2 separate regions of the Homo sapiens genome follow, and region 2 is linked to region 1. The links are chromatin contacts, found by Hi-C or POLR2A ChIA-PET in ENCODE. All regions are on one chromosome and are shown on one strand. Each heading gives the region's core, a stretch centred on a gene start or an enhancer-like site at or near the end of the contact. The rest is flanking DNA. Distances are from core to core; before and after follow the strand shown. Region 1 overlaps EIPR1 (EARP complex and GARP complex interacting protein 1). Region 2 overlaps EIPR1 (EARP complex and GARP complex interacting protein 1).

Region 1 (7,130 bases), core at 2,730-5,229:
TCCTTCCCTCCCTTCCTCCTTCCCTCCCTTCCTCCCTCCCTCCCTCCCTGCCTCCCTCCCTCCCTCCGTTTCTCCCTTTCTCCCTCCCTTCCTCCCTCTCTTCCTCTCTCCCTCCCATGGCTACCACCCCGGCAGGGAGGAGGCTACAGGGAGGAGTCCTGTGGGCTGGAGCTGAGCAAGGCTGCACTCCACACGCTGTGTGTTTCTCTGACATGTCCAAGTGCCCGTCACCTGCATGGTGGCTAGCTGATCTCTGTGTGCCATCTGAGCCAGTTTCTGGGGGAAGACAATCCCCTCAGTGTAGATGGAGGTAAATATCACAGTGAAATGCCAGACAGGCTGAGAGCATTTAGCATTACCTGGGAAAGCAGGGTGTACGTGTTAAGATTATTATCAGAAGAAAAGAAAAGGGCACAGAAGGCGGTATTGAGGCAGGGGGAAGGAAAGCAGTGTGTGTGGCTCCGCCAGGCACAGGGGGCATTTTGTTCAAAAAGCAGGATTTGGCTTCAGCTCTCTTCATTTTTCCTCATTTTAGTTTAGTATGACAGAACAGTGGAAATTGGCTCAGGTTAAATGTTACAAAGAGGAGTGAACTGATAGCTATCCTTCCCATTTTGTAAATGTTGTGTTTGAGGATAAGTAGTAAGAAAATGTGCTCGAAAGTCTCAGAGACCCTATGATATGATTCTGCTATTAAGGAGAGTAGGGAATTGTCTGTGATTATGGCAGTATTGCCACTGAAGATTTATTAGGTTCTTTTTTTGAGACGGGGTCTGGCTTTGTCACTCAGGCTGGAGTGCAGTGGTGTGATCACGGCTCAACCACAGCCTCGGCCTTCCAGGCTCACGTGATCCTCCCATCTCAACCTCCTGCAAAGCTGGGACCATAGGCATGTACCACCATGCCTGGCTAATTTTTAAATTTTATGTAGAGATGAGGTCTTAATTTCTAAATTTTAGGCAGAGATGAGGTCTCCCTACATTGCTCAGGCTAGTCTCAAACTGCTGGGCGCAAGCAGTCCTCCCACTTCGGCCTCCCAAACACTGAGATTACAGGTGTGAGCCACCGCACCTGGCCCAGATTCTTGTAAGAAAGATTTACATCAGTGCTGGTTGGCTTTAGCCAGCCTAGATGCGCTTAGGTGTGAAGTGCCTCACACTGGCATGCTTTCCTGGTTACTGGCTCCTGAGCAGAGTTGTCTATTAGCTTTCCAAAGGAGCTCAGAATGATGCCTAACATCCCTTAGTTTGTGCAGGAAAAGAACAACTTGTGTTATTACAGGAGAATAGAAAAATGTCTTCTTTCAAGTTTGTTTAAAGTCTCCATTTAAAATGGGGAATGAGGCTGGGCATGGTGGCTTATGCCTATAATCTCAACATTTTGGGAGGCCAAGGCGGGTGGATCACCTGAGGTTAGGAGTTTGAAACCACCCTGGCCAGCATGGCAAAATCCTGTCCCTACTAAAAATACAAAAATTAGCTGGGCACGGTGATGGCTGCCTGTAATCCCATGTACTCAGGAGGCTGAGGCAGGAGAATCACTTGAACTCAGGAGGTGGAGGTTGCAGTGATCCCAGATCGCTCCACTGCACTCCAGCCTGGGTGACAGAGCAAGACCCCATCTCAAAAATACAATACAATGCAATGCAACGCAACGCAACGCAACGGTAAAGTAAAATAAAGTAAAATAAATAAAATAAAATAAAATAAGGAATGGTTATCAGAGTCTCCCTTGCCCCATATAAATGTTATTAAAATTAATTATTAGAAAGGAGATGATGAGAAAATACTTTAGTAAAATGCAAAGTACAGGCGCAACTTATTCTAGGAAGAGTCATAATACAAAAATCTAAATATACAGTGCAGAAAATATAGATAATTACTTATATTGCAAGAGAAATTCCTATCTCCCCTAGGATTTTAGTTCAATTTCCATTAAATAATGTGGTTCAAAAGTATGTTTTTGTTGATCCTTTTATGAAGCAAATGGGTGTTTTAGGTAAAGAGAGGCAGATCGGTGTGTCCAGGCGAATGGCTCAGAAAACGCCTTAGTCCATTTGGGCTGCTTTAGCACAATCCCATAAACCAGGTAGCTTCCAGACAGCAGAAATTCATTGTTATAAGTTCTGGAGGTTGGGAAGTCCACGATCAAGGCGCTGGCTAAGTTGGTGTCTGGTGAGGCCCCTCTTCGTGGTTCACAGATGGCTCCTTTTTGCTGTGTCCTCTAGTGGTGGAAGGGAAGAAGGAGCTCCCTCAGGCCTCTTTGATAAAGGGCACTGATTTTGTTTGCCAAGGCTTTGCCCTCATGATCTGATTACCTTCCGGAGGCTCTGACTCCTAATACTTTCACTTTGGGGATTAGAATTTCCACATGTGAATTCTTGACGGGGTGGGGGGCTTCCAACAAGAACATAGCAGAATAAGTTTTTCAAAATTCTATTTGTGATATTTAAACTTGAAGTTTAAATAATTTTAAAATGTTATGCCTGAAGGTATACTAACCCTGCATGTAAGGAATTTTAACTAGAGTTGACTTTTCTTCTATGTTTAATAAACAGGGGTCAGGGGAGGAGAAAGAGAAGAAGTAGAAGAAAAAGGAGACCAAACTGCTGTTCAGGTTTTAGACAGCACATTTTACCTAGAAATGTGTTATGATTCAGAGGCTATCTTTGGACTTGCTGAGAAGACCCAGGGAGAAGACTGTTTGATATGTTAACGTTTCCCTGGAAGTCCTTTGCTGATGCAGCCGTGCTCTCCCACCTGCATCCTGGGAGGAGCTCTGCAGTGAGGGAGCCCCTGTGGGCCTGGGTTGTCACAGCCTTAGAGAGGAGACACCATGTGAACCCGAGAGAGGACACAGGTGAGCCCTGGGGCTGGTGTGAGTTCTGTCCGTCAAAAGGGCATTCTGAGCCCTGCCTGTGCTCCTCCAACCCTCTGTGGGATGGAGAGTCAGGACTGTGAGGCCTCCAGCATGGAGCCATGTCCTGGACGTCACAGCAGAGCCATGCCCTGTACGTCACAGCCCATATCTGCCCCAAGGACAGGCTTGCCCGGGTTGTGGCCCATTTCCCACCAGAGGATAGGGTTTTGAGGAATGGAGGGCTGGGTGATTAGGGCCGTTGTTTTTCTGCCTACACACTGATAAATGGTCCTGGTTTTGCTTGTGAATTCTTTTTAAATTTTTAAAAAAAATTTTTAATTTAATTTCATTTTGGGTTTTTTTTGAGATGGAGTCTTACTCTTGTCACCCAGGCTGGAGTGCAGTGGCGCGATCTCGGCTCACTGCAACCTCTGCCTCCCGGGTTCAAGCAGTTCTCCTGCCTTAGCCTCCTGAGTAGCTGGGACTACAGGCGTGGGCCATCACACTCAGCTAATTTTTGTATTTTTTAGTAGAGATGGGGTTTTACCACGTTGGCTGGGCTAGTTTCGAACTCCTGACCTCAGGTGATCCACCTGCCTTGACCTCCCAAAGTGCTGGGATTACAGGTGTGAGCCACCGTGCCTGGCCTTGCTTGTGAATTCTTAGTGTTAGAGTGCTTGTTTCTGTTGAGCTATGCCCAAGTTCTATGAAGCATATACTTAGGCTGTTAATTATTGATGTCAGTCTCCACAAAAAAGAAAAAAATTGGAGAAAAAAGCCATTCCCCTCATGTGCAGCCCGTATCTTCCTTTTGCTTTCTGTCAGACTTTAAACGGGGTTATTTGGTTGATGGAGCTATATGTTTGTCCCAGTGAGAGATGTCTGAGTAAACACAGACTTTTAATAACTGAGTTACCCAGTGTCAAACTTCCATGCTTGCCTGTCAGAAAGCGTTCCCAGGAAGCATAGAAACATGATTCTGTTCCTGGAAGTATTCCATAGGTCCCAACATAAAGAACTTGTACATCTGCAGATTTGATCAAAGGGAGCCTGGGGACTGAACGGTGTGATTCTCGGAGTTTCCTTTTTTATACTTCTTGCACGTGTGGAAAGCTGTCACGTGCTTTACTGTGGCTTTGCAAGCAGGAAGAAATTAACCACATTGCCAAGTCTGTGTGTTGTAAACGATTTGTAAGCTGGGGAAATAATTCATTATATTCTCTTTTAAAAGGGTTTCTCAAAGTTCAACTGGTAAGCAATGACATAATCACCATCATTGGATAGATACATATCTTTCTTAAGGCTTCTCCTTCTTCAGTACAGTAATAAACTTGAGTTTTAGGAAGCATTTGGAATCTTAGTCTGAGCACAAGCTTCCACGCCATCTGAAATCTCTGTCTTCCAGCCGTCGATGGCTGCTGCCTGGTGTGTGGTGTGGAGTCAGGGGCCTGAAATCTCTGTCTTCCAGCCGTCAGTGGGTGTGGAGTCGGAGGCCTGAAATCTCTGTCTTCCAGCCATCGGTGGGTGTGGAGTCGGGGGCCTGAAATCTCTGTCTTCCAGCCATCGATGGCTGCTGCCTGGTGTGTGGTGTGGAGTCGGGGGCCTGAAATCTCTGTCTTCCAGCCGTCAGTGGGTGTGGAGTCGGGGGCCTGAAATCTCTGTCTTCCAGCCATCGGTGGCTGCTGCCAGGTGTGTGGTGTGGAGTTAGGGGCCTGAAATCTCTGTCTTCCAGCCGTCAGTGGCTGCTGCCGGGCCCATGGTGTGGAGTCGGGGGCCTGAAATCTCTGTCTTCCAGCCGTCAGTGGCTGCTGCCGGGCCTGTGGTGTGGAGTCGGGGGCCTGAAATCTCTGTCTTCCAGCCATCAGTGGGTGCTGCCTGGTCCGTGGTGTCGAGTCGGGAGCTCCTGTTCTGTTAGGAGCTGTGCCTCTTGCCATTTGTCCTGGTACCTCCCCTTCCCATCCTACATGACGGCGGGGCTAGGAGGCATCTGCACACCATCGAATGTAGTCGATTTTGTGTTGAGGTTGTTCTGAGAATTTCTTGGTGTCCCTAGAGTTATCCCCACCCCACGTGCCAGAGTCCAGAATGGTGAATCACTCATTTTAGAATCACTTATTTGAAGAAGAAAAGTATGCATTTTGTTTGATCAGCATGAAACCTGCCGAATTAGGACCATATCCCACGATGATGACCCTTGTGAATGCCTCAAAGAAGTTCAGCTTGTTATTTGCTTGTTTCAGTTTATCTGGGCTTATTGACACAGCCCATTTCCAGCACCTTCCTCTCAGTGGCAATGAAGGGATGCTGCATACTCACATCAGGTGTGCGCCACCTAGTTCCTGACTTGTTCATATCGTTTTATGTCCTCTCCAATTCAGTGGGAGAGACTGATAAAGCAGAAAAGTGGGTGATTTTTACGAACAAAGAAATAAACGTCTTAGTTTGGAGTAGCGAGTATTGCAGAAATTCTAGGTTATTTTCTCATGTTTATGGCACTAGTTTCATGGTGATGGTCCATGATAAAATAGAAATTCTCTTTTTATTGCACTTTGCATACTCCAGTTATTCCAAGGTATACGGCAAACAGTAATGATTATAGGGATTGCTACGTATAAAATAACAGCAGTTATTTCCAGATGTATCACCCATGGATAAATAGTGAAAGATACGATAAAGGAGCTCTCCCTACCATAATTCTGGCTGGCAGTTGGGCCCCCATGGATTACCTCGTGGCATCTGCATCTCAGCTCTGCGGAGGTGCCTTCAAAATGCTTTGTTTTAGGAGGTACCAGCTGGCTTTGCTTTAGGAGGGACCTGCTCGCTGTTCTTGAGGAAGGATCTGCTGGCTATTCCTGAGGAAGAGTCTGCTGCTTTTCTTTAGGAAGGATCTGCTGGCTTTGCTTTAGGAAGAGTCTGCTGGCTTTTCTTTAGGAAGGATCTGCTGGCTTTGCTTTAGGAAGGATCTGCTGGCTTTGCTTTAGGAGGGATCTGCTGGCTTTGCTTTAGGAGGGATCTGCTGGCTTTGCTTTAGGAGGGATCTGCTGGCTTTGCTTTAGGAAGGATCTGCTGGCTTTGCTTTAGGAAGGATCTGCTGGCTTTGCTTTAGGAAGGATCTTCTGGCTTTGCTTTAGGAGGGATCTGCTGGCTTTGCTTTAGGAAGGATCTGCTGGCTTTGCTTTAGGAAGGGTCTGCTGGCTTTGCTTTAGGAGGGATCTGCTGGCTTTGCTTTAGGAGGGATCTACTGGCTTTGCTTTAGGAGGGATCTGCTGGCTTTGCTTTAGGAGGGATCTGCTGGCTTTGCTTTAGGAGGGACCTGCTCACTGTTCTTGAGGAAGGATCTGCTGGCTTTTCTTTAGGAGGGATCTGCTGGCTTTTCTTTAGGAGGGATCTGCTGGCTTTTCTTTAGGAAGGGTCTGCTGGCTTTGCTTTAGGAGGGATCTACTGGCTTTGCTTTAGGAGGGATCTGCTGGCTTTGCTTTAGGAGGGATCTGCTGGCTTTGCTTTAGGAGGGATCTGCTGGCTTTTCTTGAGGAAGGATCTCCTGCTTTGCTTTAGGAAGGATCTGCTGGCTTTGCTTTAGGAAGGATCTGCTGGCTTTGCTTTAGGAAGGATCTGCTGGCTTTGCTTTAGGAAGGGTCTGCTGGCTTTGCTTTAGGAAGGATCTGCTGGCTTTGCTTTAGGAGGGACCTGCTCGCTGTTCTTGAGGAAGGATCTGCTGGCTGTTCCTGAGGAAGAGTCTGCTGGCTTTGCTTTAGGAAGGGTCTGCTGGCTTTGCTTTCTTTAGGAAGAGTCTGCTGGCTTTTCTTGAGGAAGGATCTGCTGCTTTGCTTTAGGAAGGATCTGCTGGCTTTGCTTTAGGAAGGATCTGCTGGCTTTGCTTTAGGAAGGGTCTGCTGGCTTTGCTTTAGGAGGGATCTGCTGGCTTTGCTTTAGGAAGGGTCTACTGGCTTTTCCTTAGGAAGGATCTGCTGGCTTTTCTTTCTTTAGGAAGAGTCTGCTGGCTTTCCTTGGGAAGGATCTGCTGGCTTTGCTTTAGGAAGGGTCTGCTGGCTTTGCCCAGTGTTCTAGTTTCACATCACCCTGGAGAAGAACAAAGAGACCTGTTTATGTGTTTGAAGCTTCATATGTGAATACATGTCATAGGACCAGAGACCCATATATGTAAGGAAGGAGATGGAAAGAAAATAAGAGTTAGGAGAAGCCTAGGTTGGGGTTAATGAGCAGCCAGGAAGGGGGATGCCCTGAGTGTCTGCACCGTGCTGAGGGCAGGG
Region 2 (7,130 bases), core at 1,667-4,166, 61 kb before region 1:
CAAAAACGAGTGACCAGGGAATAAGTTAAAGAATCTTAGATAATGAATTCTGCATAAAACACTAACCTGGGAAACAGAAGGGGGGAAAAGAGAACAAATCCAACCAAATATCCATAGAAACCCAGAATGTGGGAAAGGTGTGTACAGCGCTGTTCAGAGGAGCCAAGGGAAGGGGCGGGGCGGGACCCAGGCCACCGCTAGCATGACGAAATGATGACTTCGGGCCTCTGTCCCTCAGGCTGAATGCGTCTGCGCTGGGTGCCCATGCAGCTCACCCCAGTTTCGTTTTTGTGTCTGTCAATAAGTTCAGCACAGTATTGTTTGTAAAAGGCGTGGCTTTACATTGTAGTGGGCTCAGACCCAAGTGACTGCCTCGGAACTCAGTAGAAAGGGGGGAAGCAGCGATTTGAAATTTTCAGGTCATAGAATTGGCGTGATGATGGTAATATGTAACAAGGAGTCATCTTGTAGGAAAATACAGAATAAATAGGAAAGAAAGGAGAACAGAGCCTATGAACCGCCTGGGAGGAGGTGAGAATTTATCAGAAATGGATATGACAGACACTTAGAAGACTGTCTGGATATAGACATAAATGAAAGGGGTGAGTTGAAACTGTCAGATCACTTTCAGCCTGGCTGTGGGAGAGATTGTGGCGGTGTCGTCAATGGTGAGGGCCTTTCTGGAGGGCGGGCAGGTCCCCCTTTGTCTGTCTTTCCCCGTCTCCTGCACCTGCTCCTCCCCAGGGTTGTCAGGTCTGTGAAGGTGGCCCCAGTCCGTTACTCAATGGGGGCACAGGACAGGAGTGGAGGGCTGAACTGGACGGCAGTGGAGGGTTGAACTGGATGGGAGTGGAGGGTTGAACTGGACAGGAGTGGAGGGCTGAACTGACGGGAGTGGAGGGTTGAACTGGACGGGATTGGAGGGCTGAACAGGACGGGAGTGGAAGGTTGAACTAGATGGGATTGGAGGGTTGAACTGGACGGGAGTGGAGGGCTGAACTGATGGGACTGGAGGGCTGAACGGGATGGAAGTGGAGGGCTGAACTGGACGGGAGTGGAGGGTTGAACTGGACGGGACTGGAGGGCTGAACTGGACGGGAGTGGAGGGCTGAACTGTACGGGAGTGGAAGGTTGAACTGGACGGGATTGGAGGGCTGAACAGGACGGGAGTGGAAGGTTGAACTGGATGGGATTGGAGGGTTGAACTGGACGGGAGTGGAGGGCTGAACTGATGGGACTGGAGGGCTGAACTGGACGGGAGTGGAGGGCTGAACTGGTTGGGAGTGGAGGGTTGAACTGGACGGGAGTGGAGGGTTGAACTGGACGGGAGTGGAGGGTTGAACTGGACAGGAGTGGAGGGTTGAACTGGACGGGAGTGGAGGGTTGAACTGGACGGGAGTGGAGAGTTGAACTGGACGGGATTGGAGGGCTGAACTGGACGGGACTGGAGGGTTGAACTGGACGGGATTGGAGGGTTGAACTGGACGGGAATGGAGGGCTGAACTGGATGGCAGTGGAGGGCTGAACTGGACGGGACTGGAGGGCTGAACTGGACGGGAGTGGAGGGCTGAATTGGACGGGACTGGATGGCTGAACTGGACGGGACTGGAGGGCTGAACTGGACAGGAGTGGAGGGCTGAATTGGACGGGACTGAAGGGCTGAATTGGACGGGAGTGGAGGGTTGAACAGGACGGGAGTGGAGGGCTGAACTGGACGGGACTGGAGGGCTGAACTGGACGGGAGTGGAGGGCTGAATTGGACGGGAGTGGAAGGTTGAACTGGACGGGATTGGAGGGCTGAACAGGACGGGAGTGGAAGGTTGAACTGGATGGGATTGGAGGGTTGAACTGGACGGGAGTGGAGGGCTGAACTGATGGGACTGGAGGGCTGAACTGGACGGGAGTGGAGGGCTGAATTGGACGGGACTGAAGGGCTGAATTGGACGGGAGTGGAGGGTTGAACAGGACGGGAGTGGAGGGCTGAACTGCAGGTGTCAGGATCACATAGTCTTGGTTGCTGGATGTGGAGCAGAACCATGTCTTCTGATGAGGTTGCCTGGGTGATTCTGAGAAACGCTGGGAACCCTGGACACTTTGTTCCTCAGCCCTGGCCATCTCAACTCCGATCTCGCCAGACCACCTCCCCGCGCACAGCACGCTGTTCCCTGGATCTCTGCAGCCTTGCGTGGCGCTCCGTGGGGTCTTGGGAAGATCATCTCTGTGGCTTCACCGCTGCCTGTCCGCGTGCCTGGGCGTTTCCAGCCCTTCAGATGGATCCTTTCTGTGTGAACTTGGTGACCGTGTCTGTCTTCCTACATCAGAGTCAGCAAATCACACAGTGGGGATTTTGTAACAGGAAATCTTTTCAAACCATGCAACAAGTACTGTAAATCGGAGATTTGAGTGATAGGGTTTTATGAGAATCTTCATTATTCAACCCAAATTATATGACTGTATAAGATTTTTAACAGTCTTCCTTTGACAGCGATTGACTCTTTGGGGTTATACTCTGTCTGTTATGGCTGGTCAGCCTGCTGTGATTCCCGGTCCTCCCAGCACCCGATGGATCCCGCCGTCTGCCAGCAGAGGGCGAAGCTTCCCGGGCGCAGAGGCCGCACCGTATCACGTGTCGTCTATTGTGTTCACGGTGCCGGGAAACACTCAGAAGTCAGGTTGCCGGCGTCTGGCGGGTTTGTGGCTGCTCCTTATCTTTGGAGTAGTCTTCCTGTGCTTGGGGAAATTTCCTAGGTTATTAGTCGCATTTCCCAATATGAAAATAAGAAATCTATTTTCCAGTTTCGCTGTGACCCGACTCTGCTGGCCTGAGCATTTGGGTGAGACTGATTCAGACGTGGCAGCGTGAGGGGACAGTGGGGGCTGCCACTGCTGCTGTGAGTGGCGGTCGAGGTGGCAGCAGTGCCGGTGACTTCCAGGTGGTGGTCGGTCCCTGGCACGCAGCAGCCTAAGGCAGCAGCAGAGCTGTGGGGTGGCTTCCTTTGTGCTGGATGGGGGCCGCAGAGACTCCCCTGCTGGGCCATGGCCCTGGTGAGGCTCCGAGCTTGGCCCCCAGAGGCTCCCCTTAGCCTGGCCCTCGGCATGGCTGGTGAGAGTGAGCTGCCTGGCACCCCTCCCCTTCCACCCAGCCCCTCACGTTGATCTCCTTTTCTGCTTAATCAGCCGGAGCCAGCTTTTGTGAATTGCAACTAAAAGTGCAGCAAATACACGTGACGTTGGGCTGTGTAAGTCCCCAGGCTGGGGATGGTTACATAGGTGGACACAAGGGCACTGGCTGTCACCACAACTGAGTGCAGCTGTGAGCCAGCGCCACTGTCACTTTTCAGCGGTCTTCATATTTAATCTCCACAACTCTTGAGTCACAATTTCAGTTTTACAGATGAAAAAAACGGAGTCAGATTTCGTGTCCCTGCTGTGGCTGCCCAGGCCCTCCCTCCTGCTGACCTTGGCCCTGGAGCTTCTGCCCTTTTCCTCTGTTCTGTTCTCAGTATTGATCCCTCTCTGCTGCATGCCAGACGCCCTGCTGGAGCGCCCCGAGCTCAGCCATGCAGACACGGCTGGCCTGGCCTTTGGGAGCCTGTCGTCTGATGGGAAGACAGACACAAAGCAAGCAGTTCACCCAGAGTGACAGTGACAAGGTGGCGGGGGTTCCAGGATGCAGGGAGGGCTGTGGATCCGCAGCGGGCCTGGGCTTCTGGCAATGGCCACTGCAATGGGGCACAACCTCTGGTTCCGCGACGTCACGTCACTGCCATCGCTGTCTTCATCCGGCCTGTCGCCATCCACCAACTGCACTCAGGATCAGCTTGCTAAAGCCCAGCAGCAGAAGGAGAAGCAGCCAACAGAAAAGAACTGGGAGGCAAAGAAAGGAGAGTGTGGTGCTGGGAGGATGAGACAGCATGAGAAAGCCAAGGACCTGGATTTCAGAAGAGGGATTGTCTTCTAATTGCTTGAAACCGCAGTTTGCCACTCACCACACGTTTTATTTAAATTTAAATTTTAATTAATTGTTAACATTTAAATTTTTTGTAGAGACAGGGTCTTGCTGTGCTGCCCAGGCTTCACCAGAACCACAGAATATCAGGCGGTGACTCTGATCCTGTGATTCATTAGACATTGGCCCAGAGGCACCCTCGTTAAACTCAAAGCTGATTGAGTTTAGGAAATCAGGGGTTTTCTTTTTGCTGTATGCCGGAAAGTTTTCAGGTGGCTGGATCTGGAACCCCAAGTCGCTGAGGGAGTATTCTATACACAGGTTTCTTGAATTCAGTTCCACTCTGGAGATTTTCCCACTGCTGGCGTGGCCTCAGGAGCCCTGTAAAAGAGTCCTGTGAGCTTCTGCTTTATCGCATCTGGCAGTCTCTCCGCCTTCAGAGCCCTCATGGTGGTCCTGTCAAATCCTAACTGATGCGCTGCTCCGCCTTCTGGCCTCCTGACCCTTGTTTTAGAAGTGAGAAGCCCAGATGTGAGTTCTAAATTTGTTTTTATTCCCACGTGTTCCTGATAGAAACACCTACCACATCTAACACCTAAGACATTTTAAATGGTGGGTTTGAGTATCCACAGGTATCAAAGATGACTAACCATCCCTTGCCACTTGTCACTTTATTTTTATCCTACTGTGTTATTTTATCACCTTGAGACTGTATTTAATCAGTCTCTGAAATGAAAATAAGAGGTTTGAGGTGTCAAACAAATATTATAAGACCAGAAACACTTTTCTCGTTTGGTTTTGTTTTTAACACAGTTCAGGTATGTTTGGCCACCATTGTGGGTACCTGAGTAAGAACTAATTACTCAATAATGAGCCTGGCCCACTTGGAAGAAGAAAGAGCATTGTCTGACTTAGTGACCTGGCCTGGGAGACTCCTCAGTGTTCAGATGGCTGTCCCCTGGCAGGCACAGGGAGTGAAGGCCAGTTCTCCTTGGAGCATTCTCTAACTTAGTGACCTGGCCTGGGAGACTCCTCAGTGTTCAGATGGCTGTCCCCTGGCAGGCACAGGGAGTGAAGGCCAGTTCTCCTTGGAGTCCCCGGGACCTGCCTCCATGCTTGTTGTTGTGAAGGGGTCAGAAAGAAGATGTGTGTTTGTTGCCGTCTACTGCATCTCACTTGGAACTGAGTCACTCATCCCGGAAGCTGCATCTGAAAAGCAAGGCTCATTGCGGAATCTCATGCAGACACAGAGGAACTTGCGTGCCCGTGATGCTGACCTCTGCTTGTCCAAAGAAACTGTCATTTCCCAAAACATTTTTGGAACTTTTCTTTCAGAAATGCTCTAAAAGTCAGCTTCAGTGCCATCTGAGAAAATCTCTCTGCTGTGTTTTTGTAGGATACTTTTTGGCTCCTGATAATTTAGCCCTATGAATCATCTTTTTCATTCATCAGGCTGGCCTCTGAGATTTTTGACTATTTTGAGAACTGTACCCTGAAAAACAAGATTTCTCCTAATGAAGAACACACAGAAGCCTGTGCTGTTGGAATTGGCACTGTCCGGAGTTCACAGGTTCACTCGCTCACTCGCTGTTTATAACCCATGACATATATACTCTCTTGTAGAAAACATGCCTGGGCGACAGCTGGTTTACAAACGCTTTTGGACCATTAGGTATTTGTATGATTGGGACATCGGGACTTCCCAGCATCATCCAGAAATAAGTGCATTGTGTGTACCTTCTTGTTTTTGTTTTTGGTTGATTCTTTTTTTTTTTCATGGAAATGGTATTGGCAAGAAGGCTGTTTGATAGGGTATTAGCGCGAAAGCCCATTTGACCCTGAAGTACAGCCTTGAGAAACGGACACATTGGAGAGGCTGTGAGGCAAGGATGTGGCCGTGGACATGCAGGTGGCATTGAGGCGAGACTGCTGGGAGCCCAGTCCAGGCTTTTTAGGGAGCAATGATGAAGGCACTGTAAGAGCAGAGGAGGGGTGCTTGCATCCTGAAGCTGAGGCACTGACGAGAAGGAGAGGGGGCGGGCCTGTGTAAAGGCATTTAGATAGACCTGTGCTGGAAAGACCAGAAGCCAGCCATTCATATGTAATCACTGTCTAGGTACAAAGGAGAGTACATGTGTTACAGGGGAAACTGTCGTTTTAATGGACCAAATAGAATTTTGGAGTTTTGACATCTTAAAACTAGTTTTCCATAATATAGGACATTCATTTTGCAATTGTGAAAACTGGGAGGTTAAAAGTCTTGTTTGGGATTTCACAGGGTTGAATTATATGAAATTGCTGAAATTTGACCCTTTTTGACCTATAAGAATGGCAGTTTCATATGGTTCAAACTATTGATTTAGTGATCCAGCCACAGCTGTCTGCACTGGAGTTTGCGCTTTGCCAGGCCAGGCTGCATACCTCACTGGGGAATCTTAGGGTCCCTGTCAAGAGGCACCTTGGAGACCAAATAGTGTGACTCTTGCGTCATAAATTTGCTGAGTCTGGGCTCTGAGCACTTGAGTGACTGGCCCAGGATCACTCGACTGTGAGTGGTGGTGCCGAGACTGGGAACGAGATCCTTTTCACTCACTGCCTAGAGAACCAAGCTTTCTACAGACTGTCAAGAGAGGGAATGCAGCTTGGTGAATGACATCTTAGGGACGTATAAGATTGCATGTAAACTGCCAGGTTGTCTGTCTTCCGTGATTTGGCAAAACCTAAGAAGAGCTTACATAGCTTACACGTATGGCCATAACTCAAAGTGTGTGTGTGTGTGTGTGTGTGTGTGTGTGTGTGAGAGAGAGAGAGAGAGAGAGAAAATATTTTCCTTTCTGAAATTTAAAACATACAAATGGGAATTTCAGCAGGCTATAGTGTCAAAGTCAATAGTATGATTTGCCCATTAAAACAAAAAGCCAATCTAATCCAAGGACTCTCTTTTCCTAAGAGAAGGAGATATTCGTAACAAGGCCGCGCCCAGTCAGATCACATCCATGTGGCATCCAGCTCTCAGAATGCCATCAGCAGAGCCCCAAGCAGAGTCGCTGGGACAATGAGCTGACCCAGGGCCGAGCACTGCAGGACAAGGGGCCAGGACAGTGAGCTGACCCAGGGCCGAGCACGGCAGGACGGGGGGCCAGGACAATGAGCTGACCCAGGGCGGAGCACTCCAGGACAG

The links. A loop is a pair of places that touch in the nucleus more often than their neighbours do. ChIA-PET counts read pairs that join two places held with the same protein, here RNA polymerase II (POLR2A). Pooled maps may share reads with other maps.
Region 2: a loop to region 1 is called in a map of naive thymus-derived CD4-positive, alpha-beta T cell, with 6 times the contacts of the local background. The contact joins two enhancer-like sites. A Hi-C loop is called at or near these places in 4 of 168 maps with a recorded cell type or tissue (B cell, CD8-positive, alpha-beta T cell, GM12878 and 1 more), 7 of 37 single-sample maps with no recorded cell type and 14 of 50 pooled maps. POLR2A ChIA-PET finds 5 or more read pairs at or near these places in 1 of 52 experiments (H1).

Annotation. Positions count from the first base shown.
Region 1 is chr2:3,239,725-3,246,854 of GRCh38, reverse strand. The region is part of intron 4 of EIPR1 (EARP complex and GARP complex interacting protein 1); the gene reads left to right. Among named protein-coding and RNA genes, the nearest start is that of LINC01250, 120 kb to the right of the region's middle. Within about 2 kb of position 3,979, at least 3 of the 41 ENCODE cell types and tissues checked have a DNase peak (open chromatin) inside an H3K27ac peak, as active enhancers do.
Region 2 is chr2:3,299,243-3,306,372 of GRCh38, reverse strand. The region is part of intron 3 of EIPR1 (EARP complex and GARP complex interacting protein 1); the gene reads left to right. Among named protein-coding and RNA genes, the nearest start is that of EIPR1, 75 kb to the left of the region's middle. Within about 2 kb of position 2,916, at least 9 of the 41 ENCODE cell types and tissues checked have a DNase peak (open chromatin) inside an H3K27ac peak, as active enhancers do.